2 separate regions of the Homo sapiens genome follow, and region 1 is linked to region 2. A link is a contact called in ENCODE Hi-C or POLR2A ChIA-PET data. All regions are on one chromosome and are shown on one strand. The core of a region is the stretch at or near the end of the contact, and the rest is flanking DNA. Distances in the headings are between cores, read along the strand shown.

Region 1 (3,345 bases), core at 595-3,094, 3.0 Mb before region 2:
ATGGAAAACAAGAGAAACGGGATGAAGGGCCTGGAAGGTCAATGCAGGAAAAGACATGGTGATGATCACGTCCGGACGGCAGCTTAGCAAGACAGCAGCCAGGAGCAAAGGGTTAACAATTGGCCAAAAGCAGGCAAAGGCTGAAAAACTCTTCTAGGCACTTTTATTAATTTGTTTTTTGAGGCAGAGCCTTGCTCGGTCTCCCAGGCTGGAGTACTGTGGCATGATCTTGACTCACAGCAACCTCCAACTCCCAGGTTCAAGCGATTCTCCTGACTCAGCCTCCCTAGTAGCTGGGACTACAGGCACGCACTACCATGCCTGGCTAATTTTTGTATTTTTAGTAGAGATGAAGTTTCACCATGTTGGCTAGGCTGGCCCCGAACTCCCAACCTCAAGTGATCTGCCTGCCTCAGCCTCCCAAAGTGCTGGGATTACAGGTGTGAGCCACTGCTCCCAGCCTCTTCTAGGCACTTCGGAAAAGTGCAGCGATTACTGACCACACGAAGGCCAGAGATGCAGCAGGCATCTATTTACATGCATTAAATACATATATTATCTTCATGCATTTACACATTCATTCAACAAACATTACTGAGCGCCTGCCGTGGGCTGGCATGGTCCTGGGCACAGCTCCGCTTGCAGGAAGCCCACTTTCTCCTGGGGAGTCAAAGCACAAACAAAGCCAAGTCAGTACGTAAAGAAGCAGGGGTGATGAGAGATGCGGACCCAGGAGGGGTTCAAGGGGCTGTCCTGGACGCATGACAGGGAAGCATAGCTTCTTAAAGGACTCGGCAGTGCACCATGAGAAGACACGCACCAGGGAGCAGAGAGAAACGCCAGAACCCTCTCGAAGAAGGAGGGATGTGAGGAGGTCAGGATAGTCACCTGTGCTGAGCCATCATGGAGAGTGAGGGCCTGTAAGGGTGGACACAGTATGCAGGAGGGACAAATCTTCCTCACCGGACAGGTGGGGATCCCTGCGGTGCACTAGGGGAATGCACACAGGGGGCACTATGACCTGGCGGCCCACGGGGCACGGGGACGCACCAGGTAGCCTTGGGATCTGCAAGTCCCTCCCGGACCCTGGGGAGTGCCATGACGGCTTCCAGCAGCAGTCACTGTCCTGGGCGCGTCCCGCGCTCTAGCCCAGGTGGGTCCCACAACGGTGTGACCAAGGACGTCCTATGACCACCCCTTGACAGGTAAGGAAACTGAGGCAGGAGAGGCGAAGCAACTCGCCCAAGGAATGGGCTGTGCCGGTAGCTTCTCCAAGGCCTGGTGCGCCCTGGCCTGTGCGCGTGATCCCGGGCGGGGTCTCAGTACGAACAGGGGCTTCGCGATGTGGCCAGCGCGGGCTTATCTCCGTGCCGTGACGACAAGGCTAGAAGCCTGGGCGGCCGCGGTGGATCCTCGTGGCGAGGCGGGGAGGGCGCCGGGCCTCACTGGCCCGCTCGAACCAGGGCTGCGCAGGGCAGAGCCCAAGGGAGAGGGCCGCGCGGCCGCCGTAACGTCGGAGACGACGCCTGGCAGGCGCCAGCAAACGCAGAAGACCCGCGAGGGCGAGGCAGGGAGGGCGCGACGCGACAACGACCACGTGCCCCGCCCGCCCAGGCGCGCGGCCTGCCGGGAGACGCAGTCCAAACCTTTCGGGAGCAGGACTAGGGGTCCCAGAGAGCCTCGCGGCGCGCATGCGAGCCCCGGCCCCCTCTCGCGCAGCCTGCCGGGACTTGTAGTCCAACGCCAGCAGGCTTCCGGGCCCGGAGTGGGCGGTGGGACTCGGGGTCCCAGAGAGCCGTGCGCGGGCCGCGACGCCGAGCACCGCCCTCGCCGTCGCCTCCGGGCTTTCTCCGGTCGCTGCCGCCACCACCGTTGCTTCGCGGGCTGGGAGGCCCGGGGTCCCCGGGCGAACAGAGGCTGCGGGTGGGAGCCTTCGCGGGCGCTGCAGAGCGGGCCGGGGGAGGCCGGGATGGAGCCCCGCGGAGGTGGGCGCGCTGCCGGGCGGGGCGCTTGCGGCGATTGGGGAGGGGGCAGAGGGAGGGGCCCGGGGCGGGGCTCGGTGGCGGGGACACCGGGGCGGGGGCACCGGGAGGAAGCTGCCTTGGAAGAGGTGGGGGCGGCGACGGGAGGGGCGGCGAGCCCCCGGGAGCCTGGGCGTTAGGCCCGGGCGTGGCGGGGCCCCGGCGGCCTGGGGGGTCTCCTGGGCCCCCCCCCACCCATGGAGCCCGCCGCCCCGGAGGTCGGTCTCAGATGACTGAACTGGGCACCGAGCGCCCCTGGTGTCCCTCGCAGTGGACTGACGCCGCAGGGGCGAGCTAGCCGGCTCCGCGCCTCTCCGCGGGATCCAGACGCCTCCTGGGGCTGCTGGCGGAGGGTCTGAGGCGGCGCGGCCATGGCTCACCTCCGGGGATTTGCCAACCAGGTGAGAAGGGTGCAGGTCAGGAAGACTAGCGGCCTCTCACCGAGGGGCTCCAGAGTCTCCTGGGGGTTCAGAGGGGAGCGCCACGCCGGAGCGGGCAGTGGGGTGAGGGAAGGAGCGCGCGTCGTGCGACCAGCGGAGCCGTCCTGAGGTGGGCGCAGGGCGGCCCCGGGGCTCTGCCGTGTGCCTGTGGCGTTTTGCGTGGCAGAAGCTCGCAGGCCTCTAGAAACCGAGCCCCTGGTGGCTCCGCCTGTGCGAGGGCGGTGGAGGTGCGTGAAGAGACACCGGCGCAGGGACGGGGCGCTGCCCCCAGCGCGGGGCGGGAACCTCATGTCAGCATCCGAAGGCAGTGGAAGGTCGGGGGCCACCCTGCGGCCTCGGCCTGGGCCGCGGGTCATTCTGGCCGTGTTGGGCTGGGCAGGGGCTGTAGGGGAGACCCTGGCGGGCGCTGAGGGGCTGAGATTGTGGAGAAGCAGATCTGAGTGGCCGGTGTGCAGGGAAAGCAGAGAACACGTGTGTGCTTTGGCCCAGGGGAGGGTGAAAAGGCTGCTCTGTCAGGACCGTTTAACCCCTGCGACGGGCGGTTGCCCGAACATGAGACTCATCTTTCTTCTTTAAAGAAGTCGTTTCCACTATGGAGCCACCTTTAAGCGTCTGGTGGGACAGCCTCGGAGGGAGCCACTACGGCGAGCCCTTAGCCTGGAATGAGGACCAGCTGCTGGTGCCAAAGGGCTTGCCGGGGAAGGAGGGTGGGGTCAGCCAACCTGGGGCCTGGGGACTTGCATTCTCTACCCCTCCCCACTTTTTTGACTCTGGCCGCTGGGTTTTCTTACATCTTAGCTGTTCGGTTTTATTCTCCTTGATGCCTTGGCTCTACCTAAGGCGTTGGAATCGCCGCTAAAATGTGTGGCCCTCCTTGTTCACTC
Region 2 (3,575 bases), core at 570-3,069:
CTCCTCCCATCCACCATTTTGCTGCCCCCTCCGACCCCACAGACCAACATTAGGGAGTGAGTGTACGATCCCCGGGAGCCCGTTTCCAACAGGCTGTCCAGTTCTGTGGGACCCCCGAGCCAAGCTTGTCTCAGGATCGTGGTGTGCAGAGAAAGCTAATGGACGACCTGAACTGTGCCACTGTCAGCCAGCAGCCTGTGCTGGGAATCGCTGAGATGACCCTCCACAGTATCTTGGGGCTGGTGACAGCTGGGAGTTACCACCCCAGTCCTGAAAGGCAAGGGGCTGCCGGAGTAGCTAATGGCAGCTGGAGAGAGACCCGCCTGTCGTGGGTTGGGAGCTGGAGAGAGACCCGCCTGTCATGGGTTGGGTTTTTCAGAAGCAGGAGTTGAGACAAAGTCAGGATACAAGATGTTTATGAGGGTCCAGCACCTGGACAGGAGGGAGAAGCGGGTGGAGGGAGACGTTCAACTGTGGTACAGGCCTGTCTGGAAGCTCCCAAGTGCACAGTACCCATCCAGCATCCCACCTCGGGTCTCCCAAGACCCTCTCCCAGTCTCCGGGTGTTAGCTGGGCATGAAAAACTTGGCCCAGGCCGGTTGGGGCTCATCACTGGGAAGATCCTGAAGAGCTAACAGGTGGAAGCCATGTTCTGACCACTCCCCAAAGCTGGGAGCAAGTCCTTCCTGGAAGGGGCATCTGGGTGGCACATCTCCAAGTCTGTCACACAGGCCGAGAGGAGCCGAGAGATCAGCAGAAGGGCAGAAGTTGAGACGTTTGAGTGTAGGCAGAAGTAGAAGGCAAATGACAGCAACAGACAGGGTGGGAGCCAGGCGGCCTTGCCCAGCTCCTGCCCCCTTCTACTCTCTCTCCCTGGCTGCCAACCTGACCAGAAGCCAAAGAGCAGAGAAGCCGCTGGGGTCTGGCCCATGCAGTCAGCCTCCTGCAACACAGAGCGTGGCGAGGATGGAGGTGGGTCTGGACCAGCGGTAGACAGCCAGCACCATGGTCAGCAAAGCATGGCACTGTCCCTAAAGATACAGGGCTTTGACAGTCAGCAAAGCATGACACCGCCCCTAAAGATACAGAGCTTCGCCAGTCAGCAAAGCATGGCACTGTTCCTAAACATACGGGGCTTCGTTTTCCTTTGATTATTATTACTTGCATTTGAAGGAGCTTGGAAAGCATGAGAAAGATTACAGAAGGCTAAAACACACACACACACACACATACACACACACACACCATGCACACATGCACATGCGTGCACAGACAGGAACACACACTTGCCACGTACACACACATCATGCATGATACACATCACACACACATATGCATGTGCACACATGCACACAGGCACACACACACAGCATGCACACACATCCCATAAATATGCACATGTATGCACACATGCTCATATAGGCACACACTCTCACACACCATGCACACACACACAAGCTACACTTCGTTGCGTTGATTCTTTTACAGCTTTCTCAAATGTTTCTACAGATGTTGGTGCATTTCAATATGTTAACACTTCTTCAATTAATTTTAATAATACATACTTTTCAAAAATTACCTTCTTCAACTACGTTTTCAAACTCTTTTAACTTAGAATGGTAAGAATTGTTCTCTGTAAATTCTGGTTTATCCAAGGCTAGTCTTATGAGGGGAATTTGTGTTTTCTTACATTTCTTCTTGGTTAACAAGTTAGTAGATTATCTATTCGATTTTTCTAGAGTCAGCTCTCAGGCTTCATTTATCAATTCACTTGTTTCCATCTTTGAATTCATTATTTCTGCTGTTATCTGTAGTCCTTACTTCTGCTTTCCTTGGGTTTGTTTGTCTTTCATTTCAAGTGATTTCTTAATTTCCTTTAACAGTTTTTAAACTGTGGAATTATTTTCTCAGTATAGTCCAAGCTACATCTAATAAGCTCTAGCATGTAACTTTTTCTTTTTTGTTCTTTTCTAAATATTGTGTCACTGCTGATTTGGTTTTTCTCTTTTATCCATGAGATGACTGTTTTAAGTTCCCAGGAAGCGAGTCTTCTTGTTCCAATTTATTCCTGAATTTTTATTTTGACTGTCATTACACTGTAGTTAGGAGATGTGACCTCTACTGTCTCCAGCATTTAGAATGTATTGCGGATCCAGGGACACAGCAAGTCAGGTGGGCTCTGTCGCAAGGATGGTTACAACATAGACTACTTCCATGTCAGTCTTCCATTATTTGCATACTCGAGACCCTGATGTGTTGGCTAATTTGCCAAGAAACCCCCGCAGCAGACTGCGTCCGCAGGGCAGGGCTGAGTAGCAGGGGCAGCACCTCTCACAGGGGCAGGGCCGCTTGCCCAGCCTTGAGGAAGGGGGACCCAGACATTGCCTTTCTCAATACTGAGCCCCTAAACAGGATTTCTGGTCTGGGGTCTGGGACTAGGCTATCTGGACAGTCAAACTCTTCCCACTGCGCCATCAGCCCCACTAGGAAAGAAAGAGGAGAAATTAGGGCTTTGCTTTAAAGAGTTCAACGGTCAGAATATGTCCCCCGCAAACGGACATGCTGGAATCCTCATCCCCAAGTGAGGGCGGGGCCTCACATTAGGAGGTGATGAGGTCACAGAGGCAGAAACCTCACGAACGGGATCAGGCTCATCAAAGAGGCCTGAGAGACGACACCTACCAGCTGGAAGGCGGTTCCGCACCAGACACCGAAGCTGCTGGGCCTTCGACCTCGGACCTCCGTCTTCCAGAACTGTGAGCCACACATTCCTGATGCTCCTAAGCCACGCCGTGTACGGTATTTTGTTACGGTAGCCCAAATGGACCAAGATAGGAGCTAAAGGTAACTGACCACACCTCCAGCCCACCCGCAGAGCTAACAGACAGGCCCTCAGCTGCAGGCCTGGGGTAGAAGGGCTGCCAAAGGGGCTGTGGGGGTGACGGGGGGGCCGCATCCCTGTGGCCCCACTTGGCACAGGGGCTTTGACTCACTGCTGGAGCTGCCAGGCTTTGAGTGGACAGGCCTGGCCTGGGAGGGGGGCAGCAGCGGCAGAACGCACCTTGGACAGAGGACCAGGTCTCTCCCCTTTGTCCAGAAAGAAGTCCCCATGTTGAGTTCAAGGGAGGGGTGAGGCTTCAATTGAAAAAAAAAATAATAATAATGTCAGACTTGCTACCAGTCTTTGCATATGGACGTTTTGGCTAAATTTTATTTGATTTGGAGGGAAAAGGTAATGTGACATCATCCACACTCTGAGTAATACGGAGCAATTATTACCTGTTAAGCCCACTTACCTTCGTCTCCAAAACCTACCAGGGACTGGGAGATTAAGAGTGCCCACAGCTGTAGTGCCGCCAGTTTCTCCCTGTGGTTCCAATCCCACTTCAAATATTTTTTTTTTTTTTTGAGACGGAGTCTCGCTCTGTTCCCCAGGCTGGAGTGCAATGGTGCAATCTCACTACAACCTCTGCCTCCCGGGTCCAAGTAATTCTCTGCCTCAGCCTCCCGAGTAGCTGAGATTACAGGCACCCTCCACCACACCCAGCTAATTTTTGTATTTTTAGTAGGGATGG

Evidence for each region. Hi-C counts contacts between places; a loop is a spot of excess contacts on that map. ChIA-PET counts read pairs that join two places held with the same protein, here RNA polymerase II (POLR2A).
Region 1: a loop to region 2 is called in a map of sciatic nerve, with 19 times the contacts of the local background. The contact joins the promoter of STK25 here to the promoter of LINC01107 in region 2. A Hi-C loop is called at or near these places in 1 of 168 maps with a recorded cell type or tissue (sciatic nerve). POLR2A ChIA-PET finds 5 or more read pairs at or near these places in 1 of 52 experiments (activated naive CD4-positive, alpha-beta T cell).

Annotation. Positions count from the first base shown.
Region 1 is chr2:241,507,083-241,510,427 of GRCh38, reverse strand. STK25 (serine/threonine kinase 25) reads left to right here and starts at 1,844. Exons shown (of 12, transcript NM_001271977.2): 1 at 1,844-1,985; 2 at 2,293-2,422. The coding sequence starts at 2,393. LOC107985788 (a long non-coding RNA gene) reads right to left here and starts at 1,556. Exons shown (of 2, transcript XR_001739177.2): 1 at 1,331-1,556; 2 at 533-990. RefSeq lists silencers at 1,440-2,209, 2,490-2,539 and an enhancer at 2,970-3,019.
Region 2 is chr2:238,553,743-238,557,317 of GRCh38, reverse strand. LINC01107 (long intergenic non-protein coding RNA 1107) reads left to right here and starts at 1,819. Exons shown (of 3, transcript NR_037809.1): 1 at 1,819-2,844. RefSeq lists an enhancer at 851-1,352.